2 separate regions of the Homo sapiens genome follow, and region 2 is linked to region 1. A link is an interaction called in ENCODE POLR2A ChIA-PET data of the cell type or tissue named here. Cell type or tissue: GM12878. All regions are shown on one strand.

Evidence for each region. Peaks named below come from ENCODE experiments on the same cell type or tissue, not always from the same donor. Only the 100,000 strongest peaks of a DNase experiment are listed, where the experiment ranks them.
Region 2: POLR2A ChIA-PET joins it to region 1 with 5 read pairs; 3 of 35 experiments call an interaction of 5 or more read pairs at or near these places.

The regions. Positions count from the first base shown.
Region 1 is chr14:72,178,685-72,186,684 of GRCh38, forward strand. All of the region lies in intron 2 of RGS6 (regulator of G protein signaling 6), which reads left to right. Among named protein-coding and RNA genes, the nearest start is that of RGS6, 250 kb to the left of the region's middle. In GM12878, no CTCF peak of the experiment used is centred here; a DNase peak (open chromatin) is centred at 4,083.
Region 2 is chr14:72,492,254-72,500,253 of GRCh38, forward strand. RGS6 (regulator of G protein signaling 6) reads left to right here. Exons shown (of 18, transcript NM_001204424.2): 13 at 2,899-3,009. Among named protein-coding and RNA genes, the nearest start is that of MIR7843, 21 kb to the right of the region's middle. In GM12878, no CTCF peak of the experiment used is centred here; no DNase peak of the experiment used is centred here.

The DNA of each region.
Region 1 (8,000 bases):
GGGAGGTACTGACGCATTACTGACACCTAGGGATAGGCTACCTAAATTGCAGGGTCGTGGACTATGACAAAACAGAGTGTTAGTAGTGAACATCTCAGGTAATACCACATAACTTTTTAAAGGGGAAAGGTCTTCCTAATTTCTATAAATAGTTCAAACTTTCAGACTTAGAATAGTCCTGCACTTGTGGCAGTGCCCTCATAGATCCAGAAAGAACTGATGTTATCTGATCTTGGGGAAAGTCCCCGCCTTGGGTTTGTAAATATCCTTACTGACGGTTTCTAGACATTTATGCACGACGTTTTGTCATGTGGGATCCAGCACATATTTCTGACCTGGCGAAAACTAAGAATATCTCAATCATAAAAATAACCAGAAAATCATGAAACAGAAATCTGGCCCAAGATTTTCTCTGGAAAAGTAAGAAGCTGCTTTGAAAGGTGAAAATAGACCAGTGAGCCCCCGCATTGGAACAGATTATTCCAAAAATTGTGAGCAAAGGTCTTTTTCTGTATTGTGCAAGTTAATCTCCTTTGCCCCTTTTTGTGGCTGAAATGCATGCCTAATCTGCATATGAGTGCCTGCCCCAGGTGGGATGGGGCATGCTGGGATTCCTAAAATTCAGCTGGCTTGCTTGAAGAGGGCTATCAGGCTAGATTTCATGTCTCAACAATTTCTAGCCGGTCTCCCTGAGCTGGCAAGCACCGCTCAGTTTATAATAGTGCCTGGCACATGGTAGGTCCAGTGTTTATTAAACTAACAGATATTCCCAACAGGTGTGGGCAGCAGTGCTGCTAATTAGCAGTAACATAGCCGCATGGCAGGGACAGGAAAGGGGAGCCTTCTGTGTGTCCCTACTATATGCAATGTATGACTCCAATCTCAAAAGAAGCAGAGAATACTCAGCCAAATATTTGCATTGATTCCTGCCAACACCATTTTTTTGTGATTTGTATGTTCCCTTCCCCACCCCCCACCCCCTGTACTGTTAACTTCATATTTGAAGGGGGTTATACTTTTAGGTTATTTGTGAATTGAGTCAGCTCATGTAACAGTGATTCTCAAAGTGTGGTCCCAAAACCAGTGGGATGGGCATCACCTGGGAACTTGTTACAAATGCAGATTATTGGGTCCCACCCCAGACCTACTGAATCAAAAATCCTGGAGGTGGGTCCAGCAATCAGTGTTATAATGAGCCTACCAGATGATTCTAATGCACATTGAAGTTTGAAAACCACCATTGTTTAAGGATCACAACAAATCCAACAGCACTGTCAGAAGAACAACTCCTTATTCTAATGGGTCAGGTGCTTTCTGTGTTGGCTGTCCTGCAGAGCATCTCTAGTGATAGTTGTATTTTCAGGATTAGAGGTGCAAAACTAATGGGAGTTTAAGAAGGAAGTTTGAGCCTTTACTGCTGGGAGAATCACAAGCCAAGTTTATTTCTCTTCCATTATTTGTATGGTAGCTAAAACTGCCAAGGACTACTGTGATCCATTGAAACATCAGTGTATCACATCTCTTCTTACATCTGAGCTGGCATTTTGGGTGTAGTGCTTCAGTAACAGTTGTATTCCCAAGCAAATAAAATCTTAGCCACCAGAAATCTTGAGTTGGACTAGACAAAGGCACCTCTCCAGATAGCAGCTGTTGTTGGAATTGAATATAAGAGATGCTTAATCAATGTTTGTGTAATTGAATAGAATGGGAAATGAATGGCTCACTCCAAACTTTATACAAGACAGATGAAGGCAACTTCGATCTTAACCTTTATGATACATAGCATTTTGTACTACCCTTGAGAAAATCTCAGTCTTGGGTTATCATAGACTCAATTGGCTATCATGGGAAATTCTGTCTCAGTGATGCTCCATATCTATTTAATTGAGGTTTATTATCAATTTGAAAAATGGAAAATTCACCTCACATATTTTAAATAGCCAAGATAGCCAGAGTGTATGTTGTGGTTTCAATATGTCCCCAAGAGTTCTTGTGTTAGGAGCTTGGTTGCCTTTGCAGTAGTGTTGAGACGTGGGGCCCTTGGGAGGTGATTGAATCGATGCTGTTATCATGGGAATGAGTTTGCTATCTTGGGAGTGGGGTCCTGATATAAATGATACATTTGGCTGCCATTTTCTCTTGTTTCATGTGCTTGCTTCCACCTTCCCCCTTCCACCATGGGACAATCCTCTCCAGATGCCTGTGCCATGCTCTTGGACTTCCCAGCCTCCAGAACTGTGAGAAATAAATTTCTTTATAAATTACTGAGCATTCTATTATAGCAGCACAGACTAAGACAGTGTAAGAAAGCTCTTATATTATAACTCTCTCCTTCTATTTGTATTCAGGTTTTCTCTTAATTCTGGAAAGTTTGGGCAGCAGCTGGGAATGGGAATTTATTATAAGACATCCCTTCAGTGTCTCTACAGAATTGCTTTAATTAAAGTACTTTGCTTTATTTGTCCCCATTTAATTATAATTCACATCAGAGAAAGCTATTGTTAAAATATTTTGGTTAGTTCAGTGTGGGGAATGGGATTTTCCATCCCTTGACCTTCATGACTCAGTAAGGAGCAGGTAAAATAATTTTCTTTGCTGGGTGATTATTATGCCTCAGGGACAAGTCATATTTAAGACCTGATAGTTTGATTCAAGCTCTCATAATTGCTGTGCAGACAGTGTTCAAAGCCAAAGTCTTCCTGATCATAAGGTGCTGAGAGGACATTCATTTTTTGCCATCATTCAGAGCTCTGCAAGAGAGCAAATTGCTTGTTACTTAAATGTGTTACCTTTGAAGAATAAAAATCTGAATTGACACTGCTGTTATTTGAGCCTTCAGGTGTAGGGACTTGGAGCACCTATGTATACCATGGAATGTGGCTTAACAGGACTAAACTGATTCCTTCTGCATAATGTGCTATATACTGATTTGCACTGTATGGAGTAAAACCTCTTCAACCATATTTGAAAGATTGATATTTACTCTAAAAAGCCTATACCTTGATGATATGGTAAAATAATCAGGTTCTCTATAACCTTGAATACTAGTAAGCTGTTTCTTTGCCTTCCTAATAACATGAGGGTTTTTAGTTTTTGTTTTTAACCAGCATTTGAGTACCTACTATGTGCCTAATAGAGTCAGAGTGACGCACATTAAAATTAACTAGAGTTACCAAAAATTTGTCCTTCTTACACAAATATGCAGTGACAACAGAATGATTATCAGTAATAAATGTATGTGCACTTGCAGATTACTAAGTGACTGATTTACCACAAAAAAGGAAAGGAACATTACTTAGATTTGTTGCTGTCCACTCCTTGTTTTTCATTATGGTTCAGTTTGGATTTTCACCACAATTCAGACATGAAAACTATTCTTTCCATAATGAAATCAGGTGTGAGGTTTTTTTTCTCATTCTTTTCTTTAGAAAATGTATAGCTTAGGCCAGGCGCAGTGGCTCACGCCTGTAATCCCAGCACTTTGGGAGGCCGAGGTGGGCGGATCATGCGGTCAAGAGATCGAGACTATCCTGGCTAACATGGTGAAACCCCATCTCTACTAAAAATACAAACACATTAGCCGGGCCTGGTGGCACACGCCTGTAGTCCTAGCTACTCAGTGGTACATGCCTGTAGTCCCAGCTACTCGGGAGGCTGAGGCAGGAGAATCGCTTGAACCCGGGAGGCGGAGGTTGCTGTGAGTCGAGATCGTGCCAAGAGAGACTCCATCTCAAAAAAAAAAAAAAAAAAAGCAAGCAAGAAAGTAAGAAAGAATAGCTTATATTTTCTATTAACTCCAACCAAGCAAAATTTAAAATGCTAGGTTGCACTCCTTGCACTCCGTAGTGCAACCCAATAGCACCATGGCTTTTTAATTCCCTGAGAGAGAGATGGTGGACAGGGTGTTCTGGGAAACTGCTGACAGTAACATCTGTCCATACCGAAAGTCAAGTGAAAACTTGGTTCACATGAGAGCAAATGAAAATATGATGTTTTTAAAGAGGCTGGGAAAAAGTCAGAGAAGTGCTCCCACTATTTTAGATGAGCTCAGCAGCAAGTTTCTAGTAGGTAAGAGGGAAAATCCATTGTGGGGAAATGTGCCAATGACTGTTTTTGGTTAAAGGTTTGAATGGGCACGATTTAGCAGAACTTTACAAAGCTGTGTCTTGAAGAGCTTTGGAAAAACATTTAGTGTTGTTGTCGTTGATGATTTTTTTTCATACTCTCTGTTGTTCAGGTTATATGTGACTGAAAGAAAGAATGATGTAGTTTGAGTTACTTCCATGACCCACCCCGGGCTAGCACCTCCTTCAGCCACATGGTAAGGTCCCAGAAACATTTGATAGAGACCACATGAAAGTAGATGCTTATGCAGATGTGACTTTTGAAATACATTCTTCCTGGCTTTCAGATGTGCTATTAATTGCAGGTTTAAAAGCCCTTTTTTGTTTGATCTGATAAGGTAGGCTTACTTTATGTCACCTTAAAATGAGGTTAAGCCAAGAATTGCAAGATATAAAGTATTCAATGACTACTCTCCATTTCTGCTGGGAAAAAGACCATCTGCTTAGGTAATTGCATTGTAATACTCAAACCTGGCTGAATTGCTTCTGTCCCTGCAAACGTCTCTTCTGTCTTTTACATTCACAGTCATATATCTCTCCTGCATGTAGATCCAAGACCCAGTGTAGCCTTTTGTATAATTTGTAGGATTAATAGACTCTGGGTCTGGCCTAGTACTTATATTGTAGGTCTATAAATTATCATAATAACATAGGTATAATTGCAGGTAGAGTTTTATATCTGGGTCTGCAGTGGTTTGATCATTGACTCACTGAGAACAATTATTAATCTTCAACTCCAAGGTAGGACACACAGTTCCAATTGGTACATAAATAGTACATACATTTACATTACAGCAGGGGGACATTGTCTTTGAAAGAACATGAATAATACGTTAAACCTGGAAGCTGGGAGGGGGACATACAGTAAGTGGGAAAAGAGATATTGCAGAAAGTTTAAAAACAGAGAAGAAGAAAATAAAATAAATACCAAAGCAAGCATGCTGATATCTTAAATTAGGTGCAAGGAATTCTTTTTCCTTCTGTGCCTCAGAGCTGCCTCTATGTGGCCATATGTGCCTTGAGGGGGAAGGAGTATAGTAAGCTTTGGGAATGATGATTCTTCATCTTGCAGGATGTAGTTGCTCGTGTTGGCTCAACTCAGGGTAAATATTCTAGATGATTGATGTATGAAATCCTAATAGTATGCCATTTAGGAGTTTGTTTACCATCAGTCTCCACATTCAGACTTTTTCTTGTGGGTTTGAATGTTCTGTAGTTTCTGTAATATTGAATTCAAAGGTTTGCTTTTGATTGGACTTTCCTAATTAAAAGCAAATTTATTGTCCCTACACCTTGCCTCTACTTAGCCCAATCTCACACACCCTGTGAGGCTTTTTCCCAGATGTTATTTCTCCTTCTTGAAGCTTCTTATAGGCAGAAACTGGACCTCATTCATCTTTTTATCTTTTACAGTGCTCTCGCAAATATTTATTGAATAAATAAATGACATAATTTATACAGTCTGTGAGGCTTACAAATACCTTCTTTAAGCTATTAGTAAAACAAAAGTACTGGCACAAAGTGATTTCTTGTTCATATAACAGAAGTATTTTACTTTCAAACACACACACACACACACACACACACACACACACACACACACAGAAAGAGGGAGAGAAAGAGAGAGAAGCCCAACCCAACAAACCACTTAAGGGAAACCATGAAAATGGTATCTTTGTTGAGAGTTAATGAGTTTATAGTTAATTTATGCTTTCCCTGGAATACATATTATACTCATTATGTACAAGTAAACTATGACTGTTTTTAAACCTATCACAGATATTCCAGATCTTAAAATGCTCTGTTTGAAATAAAAGGCAGAAGGGGGGACTTGGGCATATTCCCTTATAGTTATTCTTGTGTCTCTTATGGAATAGATGCAAAAAAGTCTAATTTGCCTTTCTGTCACTTGGCAAAGTTTATTATTTGCTTAAGCACAAGAAGATAAATGTTTTATCCTACTGGCAAAAAGTATTGTTTGCACAAATGTAAAATTCTGTTAAATGTATTTATATGTATTGTCTTAGTCAGGGTTCTCTAGAGGGACAGGACTAATAGGATAGATAGATGTACATATGAAAGGGAGTTTATTAAGGAGTATTGACTCACATCATCACAAGGTCAAGTCCCACAGTAGGCCATCTGCAAGCTGAGGAGCAAGGAAGCCAGTCCGAGTCCCAAAACCTCAAAAGTAGGGAAGCCAACAGTGTGCCCGAAGGCCCAAGAGCCCCTGGCAAACCACTGGTGTAAATCCAAGAGTCCAAAAGCCGAAGAACTTGGAGTCTGATGTTCAAGGGCAGGAAGCATCCAGCGTGGGAGAAAAATAAAGACCAGAAGACTCGGCAAGTCTAGTCCTTCCATGTTCTTCTGCTTGCTTTATTCTGGCTGTGCTGGCAGTTGATTAGATGGTGCCCACCCAGATTGAGAGTGGGTCTGCCTCTCCCAGTCCACTGACTCAAATGTTAATCTCCTTTGGCAAGAACCTCACAGACACCCCCAGTGACAATACTTTGCATTCTTCAATCTAATCAAGGTGACACTCAGTATTAACCATCACATGTATGTTTCTATTTGAGTGTTTCTGTAAATGACATGCTTTAGTTTTTGACAAGTCAAATCCTACCAAAATACCCTCATAGAAAACTCTTGATGAGAGTAATGGTTATATCCAAGTCCTCTCAATAACAAATTTATTTCAATCAATATTTAATATCACAAAATAACAGTATGACAAATGAAGGATAGAATGTGGTTAACTAGTGTAGAGTGTGAATTATTTGGACTGGATTGTGAAGTAGATGTAACTGATACTCATGGATGAACTTGCAGTAATTATAGATAATAAAAAATTACCAGCCAAGTGCTGTGGCTCATGCCTGTAATCCCAACACTTTGGGAGGCTGAGGTGAGCGGATTACTGAGCCCAGGAGTTCCAAACCAGCCTGGGCAACATGGGGAGACCCCATCTCTACAAAAAATGTAAAAAGCCAGGTGTGGTAGTGTGTACTTTTATGTAATCCCAGCTACTCAGGAGGCTGAAATTGGAGGATTGCTTGAGCTTGAGTCAAGGCCGCAATGAGCTCAGGCCACTGTACTTGAGCCTGGGTGACAAAGACCCTGTCTCAAAAAAAATTATAATTCGTACATAATTTTTTCACACATCAACCACTTTCCTAACAAGTCATTGATCCTCAAAATAATCCTGTGAGTATTATTCTCTTCTATGTAAATGGAGGAACTGAGTATCTAATAGGTGATTGCCATATCTAGGCAGCTGGCGTGGAGGGTGTTGAAGATTTGAGTCCGGTGCCTTTGACCCCAAAGCCTATGGCTGGAGATGCCTGCCAAGGCAAAACTGCCCTTACCAAAGCAGATTTTATCAGCTGATCCCATTTCTCTCTCACTAAACTGAGTCCATGAATCCTTCTCAATGTAGACAAAATCTGTCTGCTATCCTGACCTATGTTATTTCTAAGTGTATTTTGCTGGGCATTAACGCAGATGGAATACAGCCGAGTTTGCGTAAGTTCTGTATAGTACACCACCAAGCACCTTAACAGGAGCCTGCAAATTGCCCTTGAGGGAGGTAACTTTTAGCATCTGAGGCTTTGATGTGTTTATCTTCTCCAGGAATTTTGTTTTGCCTCCTTTGGGAGGGGAGAGGTCTTCTGCTAAGCATCTACTTCCTTTATTTCTTACTGCACAAGAACTTCGGTCTAATTGGCCAACTTTGAGTGTGCTGAGGTGACCTATTTCTGTCTGGGATAATAAAAACATTCCAGATGACTGACGCCTTTTACTGGGGACAATTTGACCTGATTCTAACCCTCCTGCTCTGCCTGCCAAGGAAGATGATTACTACAGGCCTTAGTACCG
Region 2 (8,000 bases), 310 kb after region 1:
TTGTGCTTAGGTTCCATGAAGAATGGGAAGCCTTGTAGAAATGTGATTGGACAAAAGGGTGTGATCTACTGGTAACAGACTGAGGGGAGGAAACCCAGCAAGGCCTGTCTGTTCAGATTCTTCTTAGTGTCTCTGAGTAGCATTCCTACCTCCCAGGTAGGACCTCTCTGGAATGAGGGTTTTCAAGGGAGAAGGGAGCGAGTGACCTTTCTAGGTTTTGTGGCTTGCTTTGCAGGAGAGGCATTCTAGTTTCTATGACCCACTTTGGCGAAAAAGAATTCTTGTTTCTATGACTTACGTCGGGGGAGAAAAAGGGATGGGAGACGGGGGCAGGAGAGAAGGTGAAAGCCTTGGCTTCTGAGGCCCTTCCATTCTCCTTTAGTTCAAAGTACTCAGCATGCCAACATACTATACTTTAGGGTATCATGTTCTGAGCCCCAACAGACCCTCAGCCCCTCCCCGACCCTGCTCTCAGGCCTCCAGGAGCCAGACATATATACCCACAGGCAAGAGACTGTCAAAGTACAACCTGTGGGCCAAACCATACTCCATTCTGTTTTTGCAAATAAAGTTTTATTAGAACACAGTCACACGCATTCATTTGCAAGCTGTCTATGGCTGCTTTTATGCCACAGCAGTAGAGCTGAGTAGTGGCAACAGACACCATCTGGCCCACAAAGCCTAAAATATTTACTATCTAGGCCCTGCAGAAAAAGCTTGCCAATGCCTGCCCTAGGGAAAAATAGACGCCCCAGAGGAAAGACTCCAGATCCCTCATTTGGAGCTCCCATTAAAATACTGGTAAACTTCCCTATGACAATGAAGCCCATCAGTGACAAGCCCCATCCACACGCCCACTGAGCCGCCAAGCAGGTTTCAGTACCTCAGTCTTAAGTACAAATGGATGTCCAAAGATTTTCCAGACACTCCAGGAAGGCTCAGCGTGAAAGAGTATAATCAAAATAAACCGACAGAAAAAAGGAACTTGGAAGAACCAAAATAATTCAACAACTGGAAGAAACTTACAATAAAAGTATAGAACTCATATTATCTGAGAAATGAGAAGGTATTTCATCCATAAAACAAGAACTAGACACTATGATAACCAAAAGTGAACTCTGAAACTTAGAAAGTAATGGCTCAAAATTAAAAAATAAATAAATAGTTAAAAGAGAGTTTAACAAAAAGACAAGGAGATGAAAAATGGGAGGGAAAATAAACAATTCAGGATGTCCAATATTGAACTGGAAAAAAAAATATAGGACAAGCAAACAAAGGAAACAAAGGGTTTAAAATTAGTGATGAATACTATAAAATTCCTGATAATTATTTTCTTATCTATCACACACTGTGCCCAGCATAGTAAATAACAACAACCAGCAAGGGCCATCATGAAATTGCAGAACACTCTAGCAATAAAGAGATGATTCTAAGTTGACAGAGAGAAAAGAAACTGAACCAAAGAACGAGAATCAAAATGGATCCAGGCTTCTCAATAGTAACACTGCATACCAGAAAAAAAAAAACATGGAGTGATGCCTACAAATTTCTAAAGGAAAGAGATTTTTCACCTAGTGTTCTATGTCTAGCACTATCAGTCAAGTATGGAGATAAAAGCATTTTTAGACTTGCAAGGATTCTCATGCATCCTTTATTACGAAACTACTAAAGGATGTGCTTCAACACAATCAGGGAGTAAAAGCAAGAGATAGACATGGAATCCAGGAAACATGGGCTTTTCAACACAGAAGTGAAGGAAGTCCCAAAAAGATCATTTTCCATCAAGTCTATAGAGCAAATGATCCAGTTTCGAGCAAGAAGACTAAAGACTTCAGGAAAGAGGATCTCTGGGAAACAAGAGGACAGAACTGCTCAATTATTTGATGTGTTTAAGGTATAAAAAAATGATTGCTAGATGTTTTACAGGTTTGTTAAAACACTTGCTTGGAAAAAGTAGTATGATATTTAGCTGAACAGCAAACAATTTTTATCTAGTTTAATAATGTTACACTGACCATTGATTTAACAAAAATTGTAACACAAATCTATTTGGAGGATCACGTAAGAAAAGGAGGGAGTTGAGGACTGGTGAATAGAAAGATAAATTCTTGTCTAAAATAAAAAAATCAGGAATAGATATAAAAGCGTATAATTTAGAAATATATAGGTAGCTTTTAGAAAAAACATAAGGTGGAAAGTAGATGCCTCTCTGAGAAGGGATGGGAGGAAAAAATAATTGCTTTTGCTTTTTTAGTATATATAATCATTTGGTACTATTTTATTATTCTAACTATTCACATACATTTTGATAAGAATAAAAATTAGTCTAAAATAAATTATATCAATCTATAAGATCAACATATCTATTAGATCATAATTATAACTAGAAAAGTTGCTTTTTTGGAAAAAAATGCAAATGTTTACTCCTTGTGGTCTGCTGATATTTAAAAGTCTTTATCATAAGAAAGTCCTTCCGTTGGGAATGCTGAGCTGGCAGTCTGGTGGAGCTGTAGTGTCTTTTGTGTGTTCCAGATGCCTCGAGAATCAGTCTTTGTGGGAGGGTGGAACACAAACAGTTTTGACCAGTGTATTAGTATCAGTAAGGCTAGCATAACCAGGGAGAGATGCACCAAGGTTCAGGTAAAGAATCAAGTGAGGAAAAGATATATAAAATGCATGTATATATCATGGCTGCAACAGTGCAAAAATGGTATGTTCGTTATAAGAAGGAAATAAGGACAAATGAAAACAGTTTGATGTGTCAGAAGTGGGAGCGGAAATAAATTTTTTCCTTTAATTTAGAATTATGTGAAGACTGCTATAATGTTTGTGTAAAACAGAATAAAGGGGTTTTCTAAGGAAATCAGTGGCATTCTTTGCTCTGCCTCCCTCCTGCAGTTTAATTGCCTACACGGAACAATATGTGGAATATGACCCTTTGATAACACCAGCTGAGCCATCCAACCCTTGGATCAGCGATGACGTTGCTTTGTGGGACATAGAGATGAGGTAAAAAATGTTTTAAGGTTTGGGAGTGGGATGAATGTAGACAAAAATCCATGAGATCATGAGATTACCTTATATTCTATCTTAATTTGACATTTTTTATCGCTAGAACAGAAACCCCTCAAGTAGCCTCCCAGCTGAGTTCTACTTACAGTTTCTACCTCCTTATAGCTTTGATTTGTGCATGGATCCTTTGTGGCTCCCCTCTGACCCTTTGGATACCATGATAACTGAGACAGTCCCTCACCATTCCCTAGTTCTGATTGCTGGAAGAAAAGAATCTGTTGTTCCAATTTTTTTTCCTGTTAGACAGCAACAATAATGATAATAGCTGGCACGTATTCTGCATTGGCCACATCCTGCAGTAAGTGTCTCTCACTGAATCCCCTCGACAGGTAAACATTACTATTCTCACCACTCAGCAGTTATGGAAACTGAGGCACAGAGGAGTTAATGAACTTGCCCAAGGTCATACTGCTAGTACAGCAGAGTTAGGACTAGAACTCAGGCAGAGGGCTCCAGAACCATGATTTCATCACTCTGTTCTTCTGGAGTAACTGCCAGCAACGATTCCAGCCAGTTTCTCCTTCCCTGTGAGGGAAGCCACTGTGTTTACTTAAGAGGGGAGGAACCAAAGCCCAGAGGGACTTGGACCACTTTCAGAATTACAGAAGGAAACACACAGACAAAGCTAGTGTGGTGTGCCTTCACACCCCCTGCACCTTGGCTGGATGAATTTTTATTTCCCTTTTCATGTCTCTGTCACTCACATTGTCTTTCACTTTTGCCCCTTTTCTGGCTGCTTTTCCTGAAATGGAAAAAATCTTATAAAAATAATAAAAGTCGCAGATGCTCATTCTAAAAAGTTCAAATTATCCAGATGTGCATAAAGAAGAAAATGCTCTCTTCCTCCAACCCGATTTCACCTTCCAGAAAGAACCTTTGTTTATAGTCTAATGCTGTGGTTCCCAGAGTGGATCAGAGCACCCTGAGCACTGTGGGGAACTCACAGAGTTACCACTGGATAGTCCAAATTTTTTATGGAAACACAGCGATGGTTGACACATGGCAGATACTGCATAAACTACTAGCTTAAGATGGTTCAGTTTCAACATTAGAGCACGTTACATCCCTTATGATGATACGCATCTTTGCAAATCTGGCTTTTCGGAGCAGTCACTATGATAAAAAGCAAGAACTGCACAAAAATTAACATGGAATAAGAAATAGGGACGGTAAGTTCCAACCTAATTCCAAAATTTAAGAAAATGCGTAGTGCCCAATAGGTGCATATTGTAGTTATTTAAGAATGAAAACAAAATTTTCAATTTATGTGTCTTTCAAACAGCTACTAAGTTGTTAGGATACAAATACATATTAAGTTGATTGGTCCTAGCCATAATAAATGACACTGTTAAGTATTTCTTTTGGCCCAGGGGCACTGTGAAAAACTTACTGAGACGCTAAGGGTACCATGAGCTCAGCAAATTTGGGAACATCTGATTTAGTGTCTATTACTTTGGATTTTTATGCACATATAACATTCTATCCTTTTGTATAATTGGGTTCAATATATATACCCAAATATGTACATATATATATATAGTCCAATAATTTTTAAATTAACAATAGGTCGTGGCAGTCTTTCCATGTAAACACATATAGATCCACCTTACTCTTTTTAATAGCTACATACTATCCCCTGGCACCGGTGAAGTAAGATTTATTTTACCAGTACCTGGATCATAAATATTTAGCTTATGTCCTCCTTTTTTGCCACCATAAACAATGATTCCGGGAACATCTTTCTACACAAGTTCAATTATTTCATCAGTATATATTTTCCAGGAGTAGAATTCGTAGAAATGGTATGCATATTTTAATTTTAGTTCGTAGGTCCAGATTCCTCTTGAGCAAAACTGTAACACATCTTTTTCATTCCCTTAGCTTAAAAGTGCCCATTTCCCCACATTCTTACCATCCCAAGCATCATCAATCATTTTGTCTTTGCAAATCCAAAAGGTTAAAATAATTCTCATTTTACTGTTTTGTTTCCTTGTTAATATACTTGAGAATCTTTTCACATGTTTATTAGACAGATTCTAGCAATATGTTTTGCTTTGGATATTTGGATATAAAACAGTCACATTTACTTGAATCATATATTTTATCTTTTTCCTGATATATTTCTGAATCTCATTCTTTGTTCTTGTTTCTTTTTCTCTTCCCTGACTTTTACTTTATTAATGTTATATTAACTTTGTAAAAACCCTAGTTTCTATTCTAGTTGTATTAACTTTTAAATGTTTTAATTAAAAACATCATCGATTTAAACAAACAAGAGTGAAGTATATAAAATAGTGAAGTTACCTTTGCCTCCCTTAAATCCCATTCTTCCCAGAGGTATGTTAACTTGATATATTTTAAACCAACATTTTTGAACTTGTATTTCTATGAACATTTAAAGAATAACTAGTATATAGTACGTATCTTCTTTCTAATATTTCTGATGAGCCCTAGGTAGTTCCTTCTAAGTCAAGAACTTAACTCTTTCTTTAACTCAGGATTTTTTTTCTCTTTTTTAAAAATTATTGCTGCTTTTTTTCCATTCTATCCTCACTTTTCAGGAAATCCTTTTTTAAGAAGTCTGGGCCTCTGGGATGGAGTTGCTACATCTTTTATATTTTCTCTATTATAATTTCCATCTTTTAGTCTTTTTATTCTATATTCAAAGGATACAATTTCCTGAATTGCTCTTCAGAATCACTGCTTTGATTTTCACTGGTGTCCATTCTGTGATTTTATACTTTAGAGAGTTTTTCTTTTCCCACTGAGTGTTGGGAGAGTGGTTGATAATCAAGCTTTTCATTTCCAAGACTTCTTAATACTTCTTGGACTGTTCTTTTCTTAGTAGCCTGCTCTGTTCTATTGGTGTTTATCATGTTACTCCCCCTGGAGATGTGATATAGATTTTTTTCATAGTTTATATTTTTTCCATATTTTCATATCTCCTCTCTATTTCTGCCGCTTAGTTTTATTCGGGGTTATTCATTAGAGAATCATCATTTCTGCTCATTGTTTCATTCATTCCTCTGGTCACTGCTCAGAGCAGATCATTCTTTTTGTATGCCCAGCTATTTGGAAGACTGCTCATTTTTATAAATGAAGGTCTTAGCTTTCAATCCTGCCATACATTAGAACCACCTGGAAGTTTCTAAAAAATACTAATGCCTGGTCCTCACACACAGCCAATTAATTCAGAATTTCTCACAATTGAACATTGTTTTTTAATCTCCCCACATTTTTTTTTAAATCTCCCTTTTTAAATCAGGGAGATTTAAAAAGTCTAATGTGCAGCCATGGCCTAGGACTCTATCAGTAGCTGGTGAGGGTGCTCTCAGTGATGGTATGGGCCAATGGTTCTAAGCCATGCTGTGCATCAGAATCACCTGGGCTCCTCTTTAAAAATACACGCATACTGGGGTGGCTCTGGGCGTCTGCATCTTGAGCAAGCACCCCAGGCGTTCTGAGGCACACGACAGTTTAAGAAGTCCTGGTTTGGTTCACGGAGTTCCCCGGCAGGCTTTCCCCTGAGCAGTTCACACAGGAGCAGGGCTGCACCTGAATGTATGAATGGATGGGCATAGATCAATTGCCAAGGTTCCCCTCTGGGTCCCGGGTATGTGGTCCAAGAACAGATTAAAAGATTGGGCCCTCTCTTACAGTGAGACAGGTGGCAATGGGAGTCTTGGGGAGGTAGACCCCCACCCTTCCTAGTGTGACATCCCTGCAGCCAAGTGTTCTACTCTGTGGGTCAAGCCCTGATGGAGTTTCTGATGTCTTTCTATTTCCTCGCCAAGGTACTCCCCAACAAGTCGACTCTTCTCCCTCCACTAATGGGTCTTAGGGGAACCCACTTGGATCTGCGAAAGCCAATGAGAGGTGGGGAGAAAGCTAATGTGTCTTTAAAATCTCCCTGGTTCCCAAGATGTTTTTTCTCTGTGTGTGTGCTGTGCTGGCAGGAACACAATCCTCTGGCCTTACTGTCCATATGAGAAGCTGGCCGGGAAACATCCCCCTTAACTTAGCAAACCCTTTTGGCCATGTGGAACCTGATCCATGTTCCTGAGTTGCTTCCATATGCCCCTTGTCTGATGCCACCCACTGCCTCCACTTCCAATCCTGCTGCTCAGAGCTCGGGGTTTCCCAAGGCTTCTGTTGGGGACACTCAGCTATTTTCTTCTCTGATGCCTCCACTGGAATCGTAGGCTGCTGTCGATCAGATATGTCACAAGTTCAGTCTATGTGCTTCGTGCCTTCCTGAAATTTCTCAAAGCTCTCATCTGCTGATAGGAAATTTCTTTGCCTCTACATACTGTGTTTAGTTTTTTTGGGGTTTTTTTGTTGTTTGTTTGTTGTTTTTTTTTTACTTAACTGAGCTCTGGGCTTTTGCCTGTTCCCTCCTCGTTGGCCACTTGTCCCCCAGATCCTCACATGGCTGGCTTCACTTCTCATTCAAGTCTCACTCAGCACTGGTGTCCCTTCCTCAGAAGGGCTTTCTGTGACCACCAATCTAGAGTGGCCACCTCATCCCTCCAGCTGTTCTATATCACATCCTCCTCCTGGTTCCCTTTCTAAATAGAATGATTTCAGCGCCTAGGCCTATCTGGCATACAGCGGGCACCGTGTGGGCTGGAGGGAGGATGGATGAACAAGTCATTCTTTATTTGATCGTTTCATTGGTATTTGGGAAAGGAGGAGAGGCAAATGTGTGAACCTAATTCACAATGATAAAATGAACTTCCTCTTTTGTTCTTGAAAGTCAGCAAAGAAGTATGTAATCATGTAGGAAAATGGGGTCGCATGGCCTATTGGTTTATTCCAACCTATTCAGCACTTTTTCCCCAAGGAGGTGCTACCTGCCCCCTACTACTCATGCCCTGGTTCTACTCCTGTTGTTCTAGCTTCGACTCTGAACTTCATGCCTAATCTAG